2 separate regions of the Homo sapiens genome follow, and region 2 is linked to region 1. A link is an interaction called in ENCODE POLR2A ChIA-PET data of the cell type or tissue named here. Cell type or tissue: OCI-LY7. All regions are shown on one strand. Links, peaks and the distances in the headings refer to the core of each region. The heading gives the core; the rest is flanking DNA. Region 1 has its middle 31 kb from the start of LINC01991. Region 2 overlaps LOC107986166 (a long non-coding RNA gene).

Region 1 (8,333 bases), core at 67-8,066:
ACAGACTGAAATTTCGTTCCAGATCTTAAAATTGACCCATGCGTGGGACAGGACCCTTCCATAGACATGTTTAGGGCCAGTGACTCTGGTCTTCTCCCTACATAAATGGGACTCACCTGAGCAAAGTAGTTCTCTGTCTGTGGAAACCCTATATGAATAATGATCCCCAGCATTTATGTGGAAGAAGGCCACACTAGCCCAGGGGAAGTACTGGAAAGTATTTATGTGTCTAGAGATTCCAGCTAGTCAATGTCACAGCTAAGACTGAAACAGCTGTCTCGGGACTCAGTGTTCCAAGAGTTCCCCTGTTAGAATGTATTAAGCAGCTACTCCATGCTAGGTACCGTGCTAAACTCTTCAATACATCTTATCCCCTTTAATCTCTATTAAAAGCTCTGGGAAAGCAGGGATTTCAGCTGTCTTGTTTATAATTTTATCTCAGTCTCAAGAACATCACCTGACACTTAATAGAAGCTCATTAACTATCTGTTAAATAAATTTAAATAAGCAAATTAATGAGGGAGAGGTTAATACCCCCATTTTAAAGATTAGGAAATTAACGCTCAGAGAGATCAATGGACTTGACCAAAGTAAAACAAACAAACAATAATAGCAGAGCTAGCATTTGAGCACAGGTTTTCTGAGGTCAAGGTCAGTGCTCTTCCCAACAGAGCATAGCTGCCTCTCAGCTTAACCACCTTAAAAACCGAAAATAAAATCCAGTTTAATCCTTTCAAAAATGTAAAGTAAAATTTGTGGAGCAAGCATACATTTCTTAATGCTCATCAGTTTTTTAGCCATCCAAAGCCTTCAGAAATCATAAGTGACCGTGAATGATTTTCCCACATAAGCAATATTAAAGAGATTTAAAAGGATTCCATTCAACTGGAAAACAAAAATAAACAACAATAACTACAAAGAAAGCTTGCAAATTTCATGGATATCAGGAATGTCTTTCTGATGGAAAACATATTTCCCCCAAAGGTCCTGTGGCCCTGGAGAACACTGATTTGAAACGTAAGTAAGTAAGAGACAGAAGCTGACCGTCAGGGAACAGCGGGTTAGGAGGGCGTGCCAGCATATCTTGTGGAGGACCCATGGACTCTTCACTTTTAGTTGTCTACCTTTCCCATCCCTCTCCTCCACCACAGTTGTGCAAAGGGATAGGACGTACACTAATTCTTGAGGACCCTGTAACTGTGGACAAGGACCTCTTGACTTCAGCTTTCCCAAGTGTAAAATAGAGGGATTGTCCTAAATGACACCTAGGAGCCCTTTCCTCTCTGCCACAGCCTCTCTTTCCCTTTCCTCTGTCCTTCCCGCTTCTCTTCCACCTAGCTCTAGACGGCGCAGGCACTGGGTCCCAAAAGCGGCTTTGGGGACTCCCCGCCCTGCCGCTGCTGGAGCCTCCTCATGCAGCTGCACAGCTAACCGCTGCCTCACCCTGCACTGCTGACCACTCTGATTTACCTATGCAGATGAGGCAATAAATATACAAGATCTGCTGAAAGTGAAAAGTCCCTCATTCCTCACATTACTTTTAGCCTTCACTTTCCCTAAGCCAAGGGACAATGAATGACCAAGATAAGCCTCCCTTTCCAACACTGGCCTGCCTTAGGGACTCACCGTCTGCACTCCGCCTGCACAGGTGGAACTGAGTTCAGATGAGGGAGAATTGCTTTCCATTGTTCAGTAGGCTTTTTGTAATTTCTAGTTTTGCTTACCTTTCCTACTCACCACACACACAAAACAGTGTGAGCTTTCTCATTCTAGTGCATAAACACAGGTCGGTCAATACCCACAAGTGTTCCAAAAGGTGAGCTGGCATTGCTGCCCAACTGGGCATTATAGTCCCTTCTGTCCCTGCCCATCAGGCTTGCCTTCCTCGGCAACCTTTCTAGCTTGAATTGTACTGTGACTCCTTCTCACGGACCACTCCCGGAGACTGGTGAAAGTTGGGCCCATTCTTGAAGCCTCTGCTTCTAAATCATGTTTTCCATAAAGTCTCCCTCATCGTGCTTGCTTCCACCTTCTCCTATTTGGAATTACTGGTGGGCTCTTCCACTGTCCCATAGCAAGTGTTCTATACATTCTGAAGGCACATTTGAATATATACTTTGTCATGGTTGCTTGGAACCATGTCGTCTTTTCCAAGTAGGCTGTGAACATTCAGTGGCATGGATCATACCGTGCCCATGTTAAAATTATTCACTGGCCTGACTAAAGGTAATCATAACTCTTGATGCCGACTAATACTGCAGACACTTTTCTTTCCTACGGCTTCTACACTGGGGAAGACATATGGGGCTATATAAGGGTTAAATAGAAGCTCTGTGATTCATTCAGTCCCACCCTAAAATGCTTCTTCCAGCTTCTGTTGACTTCTCCTGTTACCAAGCATAAAACAAACATTACTGTCTCCCTCTCCCTCATACCTATTTTCTTGGTCCCCTGGGTTGCACTCCCTTGCCAGGCTCTTTTCTTTCTGATCCAGCTTTCTTTGAACATATTTATTTGCGTTTCACTCAACACGTGTCTCAAATTGCATCACCAGTTTAATTTGAGTTTTAAGCTAAGATGCTAGAGCTTTTCTCTTTCCTGTCCCAACAAGTACTCTTCATTCATGTCTTTATTAATTCTTCAGATAACTAAACAGCAGCCAAGACTTTGAGGGATGCAAATTCGAAAGTGATCCCTTTCCTGACTGCAAGGTGATCCCCGTCTGGTAGGGGAGATAGGACATGCACAGAAATAGTTAAAATACCAGGTAGATGGCAATAGGAACCCTTAAAGGGCAGGCCAAGTAATCGAGTGTTCTATACACTCCTGAGGGGGGAGGGGTCATTCCTCTGGGAAGGAAAGAAGAGGGTAGGATTAGGAAAGACTTCACAGGGGAGGTGGCATTTGAAGTGGGCCTGAAAGAGTGAGGTTGGATTTCTACTTGCAGGGTAGGAGAATTAAGCAGAGGGAGAAACACACTAGCAAAGGCTGGAGATGGAAAAGTACAGGACGAGAAGAGTGAGTCGTTTGCCTGGGTTGCAGCACTGCATGCTCAGACGGGAGCACTGAGGAATACAGCTGAACAGGTAGGTTGAGATCCATGTTGCGGGGTGGAAAGGAGCCGGAAAGGACTGGCACAGGGAGACCAGTTGGGAGGCTTTTGCAACCTCCTGAATGAGAAGTGAGAGGGCGGTGGTAGTTAAGAAAAGTAGGATGGGTGTGAAAAATGTTTCAACAGAGATGCCTAAATTCTTCCAACTCACCTTGACTAATTCTGCTTAATAATGCATACACCTGTTTTCATTGCAAGCATTGTGCTACCTCTCCCTGCCCCCACTTTAGAAGCTTATCATTTTATCTTCCAGGTGCATGACTTTCTGCCCAATTACTTGTTTTCAACCCATCAGAGCAAGTCAAGCATGCATCTCAGAAGTCTCACTGTCACACTTGGCCTAGGTTGCCCCCGTGCACTGTCTCTGTTCTCAGTATTCTGCCTCTGCATACCCACAGAACAATAGCTCTAAGTTTCCCAGACCCTCGTGTGGAGGCTTGGTCAAAAGGCGAAACCTGAAGAAATACTTTAGCACAGGATGAAGGAGGAAGTGGCAGAAGGGTAAAACCAACCCCTGTCAAACTTCACCAAGTGGCTCTGCCCCGGACTCAGCTCCACCACATCCTACTCTTATTGGGAGGCCAAGCAAGAAGGACTAAGGTGACTGGGACCTGGGCAGTGGGAGAATGGGCAGTGGGAGAAAGATCATGAGGAAGCAGAAGGGGCTTTGTTTTGGTCCAGGGAACCAAATCCAGCACTATAACCGCCACCAGTCCTGGGAGTCACTGGCAGAAAAAATCAGAACAGGGAATGCAAAGGTGCTGCTCTGCCTCTACTGAGCACCCCTCCCCATCTCTAAGACTCATTCTTATATTCTATAAAATGGGGATTATGACATCCACCTGTGTGTCCTGTTGACCTGTTTGTAAAGGTAGAATAAGGTAAGTGAGTATGAAAGCACTTTAAACATGTAAAGCACTATATTACAGGCTTTTTCTCACTCAACTGACCCTAGTCATTAGGATGGGTAGACATGACAAGAAGGAAGAAGAATGCAGATGCCGGGGAGCAGAGACTGTGAACATCTCAATTTTGCATAACAGAACTATGGTGATTGGTCTTATGGAGCAGCTAGTCCAGGTTCTCATTTGACAAGGAAGCTAAAGCCCAAAGAGGGGAAATGAATGTTCCATGGTCAAGAGATGATTCAGAGGACAAACCCTGGTCCCACGGATGCCAGGCCAGTCCTTTCTCCACCCCACACCTCTGGTTGCCCAGTGTGAAGGTCTCTAGGATGGAGACCGCAGGCCCAGAGTCCAGGCGTGCTCAATTCCTGAATTACTGGTGAGTAAGTCACACAACTGAAACTAAGGAAGAGCTTAGCATGGGGCTGGATATCAGACACCATTTCTTTAAATCATTAGGTTTAGAATCCTGGATAACCATTTCCTAAGATCCAGAGCATTCATGTCCTGAAAAGGAAGACTCAGTTTCAAGTTTCCTATTGCCCTTTTCTCCTCTATCCCCATGAATTATTTGGGCTCTGTGATAGGAGAAAAACGGATGATTCCTCTGACTAGCTAGTAGCTGTTAAGTATCAAAGGCATAGCGAGTGGCAATCCTGCAACAAACATGTATAAGTACCTTACCTTGTTTCATCTTCATGACAACCCTGGTAGTAAATCATCTCAGTACTCTCAGTTAAACACACACACACACACATACACACACCCTGAGACTCATAGAACTCAAGTGTCTTCAGTCACAGGCCAGTGCCAGGTGGTGTCTCTCAAGACCTCCCCAAAGTACAGCAAGCGTTTTTATTTTAATAGGAAACAACAGCCTCTACTTCAAATGCTTTTAGAATGAGCTCTTCCATAGTATCAGAACTGTTGAACGACATGACTGTTTTACCCATGAGATTCTATAAATACAGACTCCCTCTGTTTCATCCACTAGTTTGTATGTTTCTGTCTTCTGATGAATTCATCATTGCACAAGCATTTTTGGAGGACAGCATTGTGCTGTGAGCTGAAGGGCTGAACCATACCCCTGCCTGCAGGGTTTTGAAGTCTGGTAGTTGTCCAGGGAGCATGTTGTCAGACAGCTCCAATCAGGAGAGGACAATTGTGTCACAAGAGAGGTGAAAACGTGTATGTGAGATATAGAGATAGGAGAGGGGAGAAGGGAATGTGTCTGCGTAACTAGAGGGTCTAGTGAGTTTAGGGAGGCAGGCAGGGCTGAGTTGTCTGGGCAGAGGGTAGGTTGAAGGAGGAAGAGAAGCTGGAGTTCAGGCCAGAAATAGTCTGGGGCTGATGTCTTGGGGGCTCTGAGGCTGTGCTAAGGTGCTTGCTTCTTCCCAGAGTTTGCCAGTCCTAGATGTGCGCAGACATAGGTGGTACCTTTGCATGACTTCTTAGAGCCTCAGTTTCCCCTTCTGTAAAATGGAAGACATGAATGTTGCCTCTAAGGGACCTGTGTGAGGGTGGGCCAGGGGAAATTGGTAGCACAATGCTTTGAACTCCTCCAGAATACGATGTGAAGGGAATGCAAATCACAGTTATTTATAATGGCAGCAAACTGAGATGCTGAGAAGACGTTGCTGCAGGCCGCCAAGCACTCCCTCTGGAAATCCTGAAAGCCTGCTACTGCAGGGCTGTGCCCAGATGCCAGCTGGAAGCAGGCTTATCTCTTCTCAGTTCCCGGTGCTTCTTCCGATCCTGCCAGGATGTTCCTCACAAAACAAACACTAATCTCCCTGCATAGTTCCACCTACAGAGGAGGAAGCTCTGCACCCTTCTGCCCTCCCCCTTTAGAAAACCAAGCTGAGTTCTAAACTCCCAGGTCGTGACAAGTTCCCATTTTGTGTCATCATTGCCTCACCAGGTAGCACTCTCAAGGCTAGACCTTTGGAGGCGGGAATGGCATGGCCTAGGAAACAATCTAATGTCTCGTTAGTCTCCTAAGACAGCCCTTCACTTCTGGAGCCGCCTCATCCTTGTGCCAAGCTTGTGTTGGGCACAAAGCACTCAGGCATCCAAGGAGGTAATGTGCAAGGCAGGGCAGTCAGGGGCGTGGCCCAGAAGGAGACACCGGGAGCAGGGTCCTAACATCCACACAATTTCGTTTTTTAACAAAGGAAGGAAAGGACCACATTGGTTTCAACTTTTTAATCTTTGAAAAAAAAAATGCGAACAGCACTCCCTTCACAAATATTGTCTCTTATGGGACCCTACCATATACAACTTGAGTTCACCCACTGGTGACTCTCTCAGGTACCCCAAAGGGATTCTAAAACAGTGTTTCTCAAACTTTGATGTGTACACAAATCCATAGTGGGTATGGTTAAAACGCAGGTTCCGATTTAGAGGTCAATGGTGGGACCTGAAATTCTGCATTTCTAATAACTTTCCAGTTTATGTCAATGCCACTGATCCATGGACCAAACTTTAAGAAGCAAGGGTCTAGAGCTCTAAGAATTACAGTTTGGAAACCACTGATCTTTAGGTTATACAGACAATGAGCCTTCTCGCTCCCCATCCCTGGGGATATTAAGCCAAGTTTCCTGGATTAGATTCTGCCTAGACTGAAGTCAGCTTCTATAATCAACTGTAAATCAAGATCCTAGGATTGCCTCCTTCTGGCTCTAGGTGTCTATCATCTCCAATGGCAGTCTGGGAAAATTCCTAAGAGGCTTGGCCGTGAGAAAGAGCTTTAAGGTGTGGGCTTTACCCTAACGGAAAAGTACAAAATGTTCAGATCAATCTTTATCTCCATCCCCAACTACCACTGCAACACACAGGAAAAGAGAGAGAGAGAGAGAGATCAACCCAGTGTTCCCCTTGGCACTTAAAAAGAAGGGTGACAACCACCCTCGCCCTGCCCTCTCCTAACCCCAGCTAATGGAGGTCATTTCCCTCTCACACCCTCTATCCCTCAGGTCCACCCCCTTTTGGGGACTGAGATGCTCCCACTGAGGTCAAAAGTATTTTTAGCTATGCCATGTGGGCCCATGCTTGGCCAACTCTCCCTGGACGTTAATCTTGGATTCCACAAATGCCAGGTCTCCTGATCCAGGAGGCATGGAGGTGACAGGGAAATCTGAGTGTCTTGGAAATTACAGTGCATGGCCTTTTGAGGATTTTGTCTCAATGCCATGTATGATAAAAACAAAAACAGTAACACCTAATGCTCAGAAAATGCTTCAGCATTTACCGAGTGCTTTCTCCCACATTGCCTCATTTGATCTTCCAGAGGGTCATGGGGAAGACAAGGCAAAAATTGTTCTTATTTCTATTTAATAGCAGGACCAGGTGAGCTGGCAAGATAACACGGCTAGTAAGTGGTAAACTTGGGCCTTCAGCCCCTCCATCCAAGCTCAGTGCTCTTACCATACCCTATACAATCCTACCTTTTTGCTTCTCCCCTAGCTTGGTTTTACTTTGTTTTGTTAAATATTACAAGATTCAATATCTGCATAAATGCCTTTAAGAAATGGGAGATTCGAAACAAGGAAGAATGAGGCAGCTTGTGTCAGTCACAGGTCCTGGAAGGAAGCAGAGGACTTGCTTAAAGAAGGTGGGCAAAAAGAGATTCATGATAATTTGCAAAGATACAGGCAGGGTTAAGGAAAACCAAGAGATAGCAATGTGCCCTAAGGCTCACAACAACTGGGGGCTGTTACCTGCTCTTGGCCTGAAAGAGCAAAGAAAGAGGCAGTTACCAGAGTCTGGAAAGTCCTGGTAAGCTGCAGGAGAGGGCTGTGGCCTTTGGCATTGCCAACCTGCCACTGTCAGTGAGGGTGCTGGGGACAAAGTAGGCTCACCTCTCCCCTCTCCCGCCTTCCAACCACCTGATCAGTGCTGGGCTGATTCCAACCAGAAGTCAAAGGAATAGGGAACCTAAAGATATCCATAAAGGCCAGCCTCCTGGAGTGGCTGCAAGACAAGGATGAAAAATAGATTTGTAGGGTCAAACAGGAAACACTCAGTGTGTAGCTGTGCTCACTGTGATAGCCTAGGACTCAGGAGGGAGGAGACGGCACAGAGTCAGAGGGGCTGGGATTTGCAAGGTGGGGATTCGCCTTGTTCTCTCAAAGTGGAATTATTTCAAAGCCCACCTGCAGTTAGCTCTCTGGGAGCCAATCTGGCCATGGGCCCCAGGGGAGTCCAAGAAAAACCAGATCACGGCTCCCAAGAGACTCTACTAACCCCACAAGCAGGATTGGCCATCCTGTGGCCTGGGTTTAGATGTCAGTTCCACCATTCTGCCCAATTCCAGG
Region 2 (8,333 bases), core at 9-8,008, 54 kb after region 1:
CGAATCCCAGCAATATAGAGAAAGGAATTCTAGACTGGAATTCAGGAGACCCATTGTTCTTCTATCTAGAATATCATGTGACCCTGAGCTGGTGGCCATTTCATCTGAGCCTCAGTATCTTCATCTGCAAGATGGAAGTAAACATTTCTTCCCTATCTATTTTATAAGTCCCTTTGAGGGATAAGTGAGATCATGAACATGATAGGTTTAACTCAATTCAGGAAATGCCCAGCTTAGAATTCTTTATGGTAAGAGTGTAAAGCACTGATATCAAACTGAAGAAGTTATTAGCAGTATTTTAAGTGGGAATTAACATGCTTTATTCAGGAGTCAGCAAGGCATCCAGTGGCTGAAGTGTAGGGAGCATGACTAAGGGTAGCTTGGAGACACCCTTAAATATGCATAGATCTTATTTTTCATTCAACTTAGAAACATGGCTTTAATCCTTTATTTTATTATTTTAATACATAAACAAAACTGGCTCAGAATGAACATTCAAAGTGAAAAATATACCTAAGCATCTAAACCACTTATTCTATGCTTTGCAAATGACTTTGACTGTCACTATACCAAAAGGTTTGCTATCTGAAAATTTATCAGGACGGGTCAGAAGAAAAACAGGTAAAAATTGATTCAGAAAACAAGAGTTTGAAGGAGTCTTCAACCCCTTTCGGCCCTAATGCTTGGTAAGCACCCTGCACACAGTGCTGCAGTCATACCCCAGAACATATAGCCATTTCTCATTTCCGATATGCCAGAGCTGGGCAATGCTGCATGTGGTTCAGAAAGACTGGTGTTTATGTCATGGCTGGGATTGTAGACTATACACTTCCTGCAGGCCTTGTGAGATAAGACAGGGACATTTCTAGAAGAGCTGTCCTCTGGAACCCCAAGCAGTTTGGAGAAAAATCAAAGAGGGAGAGAAACAAGTGTCACTATTTTGAAAGGATGATTTAGCAGTGTCAGACAACTTAGATCACAAGATGATGGAAATAAGAAAATGCCAAAACAATTTGCTCTCTTCCTTCACCTTTCTTCTAAAGAGCTTAACATATTTTATAGACATAGATGCACATTTTTATCATTGTACATTGGCAAGTCACTTTATCTTCCATAACTTCAAAGGTTCCCCTTTCCTCGTTTTTAAGGAATGGTGAGCAGATTAAGTGAGAAGCCCTTTGAAAACCGCCATGTCTGTGGTAATCATTGCTTAGAGAGAGAGCCAGGGCAGGCCTTGACATTTGTTCCATCCACCCCAGATGGCATTTTAATCTCTTTGCTCTCCTGCTGTTACATGGAGAAGAAAAGACTGGTCCACATGCAGGACCAGAGGCCTGAGTGGATGTGTCAGCTCTGCTCTGTGTCCCTGGGCAAATTAATTTACATTTCTGGCTTTGGATCTCTTTTCACCATTATCCTCAAAAGGTAGACATGAGCTCTAATATCCCTTTCAGTTCTAACACCTTGCAAAACCAAGATTCCTCAGGCTGTACTCTACTAACTGAGCAAGGGCCAAAAGCCATGAAGATGAGGGTTGTAGCTGGTGTTCCTGTTTCCTTACCTGTAAATTGAAAAGAACACTTACTTTGTGGAGTCTTTGGAAGGATTAGATATGATATACTCAAATCTGCTAGCACAGTGTTTGGTACCCAGTGGGTGCTCCATAAATGGTTTCCTAAATCAAAACTACAAGATATCCAGTATAAGACTCTGCCAACCTGATCTCTTGTCTTCTCAATTCCAGGCATCTTCATGGCTTGAGCACACGGCCTCTGAGTTACAGCTGACTCCTGTGAACTTGAAGTCCAAACATTAGAACAATCTTTGAGGCTTTCTGTTTTTTTCCAGAGGACATATGGAAAGCCTGTGAACTTTTCTGTTTCTTTTAGCTGGAACCTTGTGCCCCTGAGCACCAGTTTGCTCCAGGTGTCTGTGAAAGACTCCAAGGGAAATTGTTCCTAAGAACAACTATTTGCTTCACTGCGTTCATGCCTGCAAATGTTTTGTGCACCCCCTGCAATTGCAGGAGGAAGGAATACAGGAGACTGAGAGTCTGAAGCCACGAGTCAGCAGCATGATGTCCTTCTGTGTCTGCTTTGCCCAGTTGCCATCCTCCCAGTGTGATAAGCACTTGAGAACAGTAAGTCTTCATCAGCAACAGCGATGTCATTGCAGGCACTGGGCAGGCTAGAAGCTGTAGAAACGTGTCTCACTTACTCAGCATCCCCATCCCCTGCAGAACCTAGAAAAAAATCAGAAAATTCTACATGCTTTTTCCTATTTAATGAGGTCGAACATTCTTAAGGAATGAAAAGCACAGCTCCAGACTAGCTTTTAATTAGCTTCAGGAGCCCTTGTTTCAAACTAGCCTGGTTCCCAAAGCTATTCTCTCTCTCTGCTCTGAATGAGATGAAAATTCAATGGCATTTCTCTTTGTCAACTCATACTAAAGTGCTCCTTCTGCCCCACAGGGTTACATAGGGAAGGACACTCAGTAGCCAGGCACTGCACATTTTGACCCCAGTAGGACACCAGAACCCTCAAAGGGCGGTTAAAAGACCAGATTTGGTGTTGTTTTTGATAACCTGCTGTGTAAACTTGGGCCGGTTTCTCCACGTGTACAACGGAAAAAAAAATATGAACTTTAGAACCAAATAGACCTGGGATAAAACCCTGCCTTCTCATCTGAGTGCCTAGCAAGTTAACTAAGACAGTTTCTGTCTCTTCATTTGCGCTAACGGTATTGATGTCTACCTTGTGGGATGTCTGAGGGGCCAAAGGAGATATTGTAAGGAAAGCATAATGTCCTGGACATTGATAGACACTCAGAAAACGCTGTTCCTCTACTTTCATCCTCATTCCTCCCCTCTGCCTATTTCACTGGGTTGAAGTAATGACCCAAAGGGATAACATGATTCAGAGGTTAGGAGCCTCAGTTTTGTAGCCAGAGGCCAGGGTTCAAATCCCATTCCTGCCCCATCCTGGCTGTGTGAACATGTGCAAGTTCCACGCCCTCACCGTTTCTTTGCATTGAAAATGCAGACAATGTCAGTAGCTCCCCCATAGGATTACTGTGAGGACTAAATGAGATAGTGTACAAGACGCCCTTGCCTAGTGCCTGGCACATGGTAAGTACACTATAAATTATTAGTTAACAACAACAGCTATAGCATCTGAGAGTGCATTGTAAAATGGAAAAATCCTCCAAGACGCTCATCTCAAATCCTTTTTGGAAAGAATGTGCCAGTGTTACCGATGCTTATGTAAATGTAAGTGGTTATTATTTATGTAGGAGAACATTACTGACTATTATGCAGGAAGAGGGAGAGAACAATGTAGAGGAAGAAAAAAATTTACAATGGGCTTCAAAGGGGAAAGAGGAGAAAGTAACATCTCACCCAGCAATATAAAAGCAGCCCCATATAACTCAGCTCTGCTCTGACTGTAAAACATTATATCAATAGTCTTCCCTGAAAAAAGACAAGAAAGAGAAACACATGGAAAAGAAAGGAGAAGGACAACCTCATTTTATTTCCCCTAAAATTAATCCTAAGGTTGTATTTATCCAACAGAATCTTACTAAACACCCACCCCATGGGAGATGCAGAGACATAGCAGGCCTGGCTCTGTCCTCAGGGAATTTGCAGTCTAATGAGGGCCTTCCAACAAGTACATAAATAACTAATTAAAGGTAGAAAGTGAAGTGTCATGAATTATCCTCATCATTGTTATTAGATGTCATTTTTATTGAATTCTCTTTTTTATTATATCATCTCTTTTTCCAAAAAGAATTTTGGACAATTTATAACATAAAAGAAGTTATACCCTGGGTTTTTTTAAAAAAAGGAACTAGATATTTAGATTAAAGCAAAAAGATGTGGCAAAGACTAATGTAATTATCGAATTGAGAATCAAATTCAAGTGAGCATTCTGGACATCAGGGCAAAATCAAAATAGGAAACATATTATTATAATTTAATATTTCTTACATGTTGATGATCTCTTAAGTAATATTCAGAAGCGTAGACAAGGCCAAATTCAGTAATCTTGCATTTTCAATTCAACTGAAAAATGCCAAAATCATGCATGTCTGTGGAATTCAGGTAGGCACTGTTGATTATCAACATTTAAGGCCATTATTTTGGAAAAATCATCATCTTTAGTATGAATCACTAAAATATTGTTGCTTTTCATTGTTGGGAGGATTGTTTCTTAGGTAGCAGCTATGAAGAATGCAAGCTGTTTCACTTCTTATGTTTAATATATATACTCTAAAACCCGAACAATATTTGTATCATTAGGCTAGACTCGATAATTTTATTTTCAATGAGATTTCAGTGCTCCAGAGAGCTTTGATCTGTCACAGGGCTCTCTTGGGTTAATTGCTGCTGTTCTCAAGTCATCCTCGCTCAGACAGGTAGGTGGGAGTGAGTAGAATTAGCCAATTGTACAGAGAATCAAAGCCATTTGCTTGCAAGACTACCTACTTCTGAGAATTACCATGAATTTTGCATGCCACTAAGAAAGGAAGGAAGGAAGTGACATCTTAAAGATCCTGGGCTTGGGCGAGCTGCGGTGAAGAAGACCAGCTGCTATTATTCTTCTGGCTGGTTCTGGCCTATTGTGATGTCTTTTATAAATCTAAGAGAACTTGAATTTTAAAGCTTGTTTTAAAGACCCTGTTTTGCCTTTTTAAACTGTAATTCTTTAAATGTTCAGGAGCTTGATTAATGAGGAAGAGTTAAAAATAAGTAAATAAAAAAGACAAGTAAACAAGTCAGGGGAAGAGGTGCTGAACTGAAAGAAATAAAAAGAATTGCAAGGTGAGGAGAAGGGAGACTAAGATGTCCAGAAGGCAATAGCATCTCGCCATTTCTCTGTTCCAGGCCCTGCAGTGCCCCTGAGAGGGGGTTTCTGGTGTCGGCCAGTTGAGAGAGAGCCCTGATCAGGCACGGGGCTGGACAGGGAGCCTGGTAACACGTGCTGGTCAATACCACACACATCTGTTTGATTTGGCACTGCTTACCAGCCAGCTGCTGGCACAGAGCCAGAAGGGGCAGGTGGGGGTGTTTGGGGAGGGGGAAGGCAGGGGAGAGGGGATTATGTACAGTTGTTCCAAAATGGGGAACGGGGAGGAGGCCAGAAGAAATGAGGTGATGGAGGCCCCAAGGGCAGGCTGGAGCAGGAAGCCCACAGCTGTGGTGGTAGACCTTGCTGCTAATCACCCTCTGCAGCAGGTGAAGGTACTGAGTCAAAGTGCAGAGGCAGTAGGGAGGTGGCTTCCATAGACATTCAGGCATGGGGCCAGGTTTGCGTGAAGTGTCAGAAGTGCTTTCTCACTCTCCCTTTTGACCCACGTACTGTCTATCTCCCTAATGGTGAGCCTTTCAGAAATTCCAGACTAGCCACCATGTTGCTTCCCTATTTTTCCGACAAGATTAAACATTTTATACCCCACCTCAAATAATGTTTTTGGTTTTGTGGGGTTTTGTTTTGTTTTTTTGTTTTTTGCTTTTTTTTGCTCACAAAGACTTTCTCTAAGCTGTTAACAGCCTCCCAACCATCTAGAGAGAACTTTGGAAAGAATAAGCCTGCTCACTTAACAGAAGACTTAGGAAGTATGAACAATGTTCCTGAAGCCACCTGGCTTGGACAGTGCAAGAACAATCTGAGCAAACGCTGACTTTTCCACCCCAACACCATTTGCTCTGCCAAAATTTGCTCTGGTCCAAACTTTCAACCTTGTGCCAAGATGTTGAGTTGGTGAGTAGTGAATGTACACACCAGGGGAGAGCCATATTACTATGTCATCTCAGTGTGAAATCTGACACAGGCATACACGTTCAGTGTTCACTGTTTATTAACCAACACTGTCTGCCAGAAACCATGCTGGCTCTTCAAGTAGCTCACCGTCTGGGTGGTCTCTTCCTGGATCTCTATCCAGGTGTCCATTGCCTAAAGGGAATCCATTCAAGTCACTTCCACATGCTTGAAAATCTCACAAGTTTATCCTCTCTGCTCCTTAAAAAGTTCTATTCCCACCACTAGCATCACAAGTGACAAAAGACAAGACACTGTGTTGCAGCTGAAACTGACTATTCTGCTTCTTGAAACAGCAAAATCTGTTTACTTCTATGGTATTCTCAGTACACTGAGGGTCAAAATAATGTGATTGGGAATTACCGACATCCAATATAAAATACTAAAAAACCCAGAAAATTTTATATGGTTTGCCCTAATAATATAGGTTCAGGTTCTAAAGGGTATATGAGGTTCAAATCCTAATTCTGCCATTTCTTAGCAGGGTAAACTTTCCTTCTCTGTAATTTAAAATGGGAAGAATAGGAGACCTTATCTCATAAGGTTGTTGTAGTAAAGGGCTCACTCATGTAATGGCACAGATTTTGGCTACTGCACTCCAGAATGAAAAGGGAGATTTGTCCTTCATAGACAGGGCATCTACAACCACAACATCCCACTTCAATCTGGTTTTTCTTTGAATAATAAATTCCCCACCTTGTGTCACTGTAATTCTATCTTTCAACTCTCAATGCTCACACAGAATACTGACAGTTAAGAGACACCATTAAACTCTGCTACTCAGGAAAGGAACTTCAGGAACATAAGCTATCTACAGATAGCAAATACCAGCAAAGTTTAATCTGATTTATCAGCCACTTATTATTACTCCATTTCCCTTTTGCACCAGTGTCACATTCCCTGGAGACCTTTCAGGCTCTTCTTAGTCCTGGGCCTTCTTGACCCTCTACCTGAAAGGTGGTTTTCCTCTAGTTTTCTTTAATATAATTCCCAGGCTTCCTTCACTCCTTCTTCATCTCATCCTGAGGCTTTCGGTTCTGCACGCTTTGTCACATCCCTCTTCCATTACCTAACTCACCTGGATCCTCGTCCAACCTTCATGCCTTACACTGTGCACGGCTATACCATAGTCTCAACTCTGCTTTGGAATGATGTTGGGTCATAAGCAGTTTATTCAGCATAGTTTTCCATTTTCAAACTCGTTTCCGTAGGCTGTATTACAGCTCTGTAGGACTGTAGACCCCTATTGATATAAAACATAGATATCCATAGTTATCCTATATAGGGTATTTCCTCAGAAGTCCCAACTGCATCCACAAGGACTTGGTCACTGATACCTTGCGTGGTTGACACTGCAAGAGTTCTCAACTTAATTCTCTGCTCCACTCCAGGATTGAGGGCTTTTATTGTCTTCAGTGAGAGGACATTTAGCAGTCAGGTGACCCAGCATCAAGTTTGTCCCTTTCTGACCTTGCACCCTGGGTCCAGTGACTCATCTTATCTCTGATTTCATAATCCACCCAGGGTCCTCATTCCTACAAAACTGTTGGAATTAAAGTCTACCACCAACAGCTCCATAGCCTGCCTGTCTAGGAACAGGACTTATTCCCAGCCTCCCCCTAGCTTGATGGTAGAGTGGAAACAAACAGCAGGTTTGCACTCTTACCTAACCACTTCTTACATGACTAGTTGCTTTATCTCTCTAGGCCTCAATTTCCTCATTTGTTAAATAGGAATAAAATTACCCTTGCAGAGATACTGTGAGAATACATCACAAAGCAGACTGAATTCTTGACACATAGCATTGCTCAGTGAATAGTAGCTGTCTTTCTTAGGATGACCATTTATTATGGCTGGCTTGATGCTGGCTGCCGCTCAGCCTGTCCACCTCTTGCTTATCTTCGTGTGCTGCTGACACTCCCACATTCACCATCACACCTACCTAACCTCCTCATCTGAGTTCCAACTCCTCCTCTCCTCCAAGTGTGTTCTCGTTGTGTCTGTTCTGACTGCTGGCTAGCGGTGTACGGGAGCCAACAGGTACCAGCTCACAAGAGCTGACCCTGGCATCTCTTCCTAGCTCCACATTCAGTGAGCATCGTATTGGTAGCTTGAAATCAGGCACAGTGGGAGTATTTACACAGCAGAAATCAGCAAATACTACAAACAGGGCTTCCCCTTCACCCCACAGAGCCATTTGTTAAACATTTACAGGCACATAAGTGCAGACTCTTCATTTCTTCTGTACCTTCTCTGGGCCTTATTATCTGACCTGAACACTCAAATATAGCCCTTTTAAAGGAAGATCTTAGGGCTTTTTTTTGTACACTGACTGGCACTGCATTTCAGTGAGAATGCAGCTAAATCCATGCCGAAGTTTACAGAGTAACTCAGCTTAGGGATGGAAATATTTCACCAGGAAACAAACAAAAAAAATCTAACGAATATACATTAACCTCAGGATTAACCCTAGCACTAATGAGATCAGCTCAGTACAACCCAACTGTTTTTTT

What was found. Peaks named below come from ENCODE experiments on the same cell type or tissue, not always from the same donor. Only the 100,000 strongest peaks of a DNase experiment are listed, where the experiment ranks them.
Region 2: POLR2A ChIA-PET joins it to region 1 with 28 read pairs; 3 of 35 experiments call an interaction of 5 or more read pairs at or near these places.

Annotation. Positions count from the first base shown.
Region 1 is chr3:187,941,437-187,949,769 of GRCh38, forward strand. No RefSeq gene overlaps it. Among named protein-coding and RNA genes, the nearest start is that of LINC01991, 31 kb to the right of the region's middle. In OCI-LY7, for the core only: a CTCF peak has its summit at 4,838; DNase peaks (open chromatin) are centred at 1,415, 3,485, 4,145, 4,805 and 6 weaker places; H3K4me3 peaks cover 6,717 bases; H3K27ac peaks cover 8,000 bases.
Region 2 is chr3:187,995,517-188,003,849 of GRCh38, forward strand. It overlaps LOC107986166 (a long non-coding RNA gene), which reads right to left. Exons shown (of 5, transcript XR_001741061.2): 4 at 6,899-7,063; 5 at 1-2,242. Among named protein-coding and RNA genes, the nearest start is that of LINC01991, 23 kb to the left of the region's middle. In OCI-LY7, for the core only: a CTCF peak has its summit at 4,778; DNase peaks (open chromatin) are centred at 4,515 and 5,075; H3K4me3 peaks cover 2,290 bases; H3K27ac peaks cover 3,044 bases.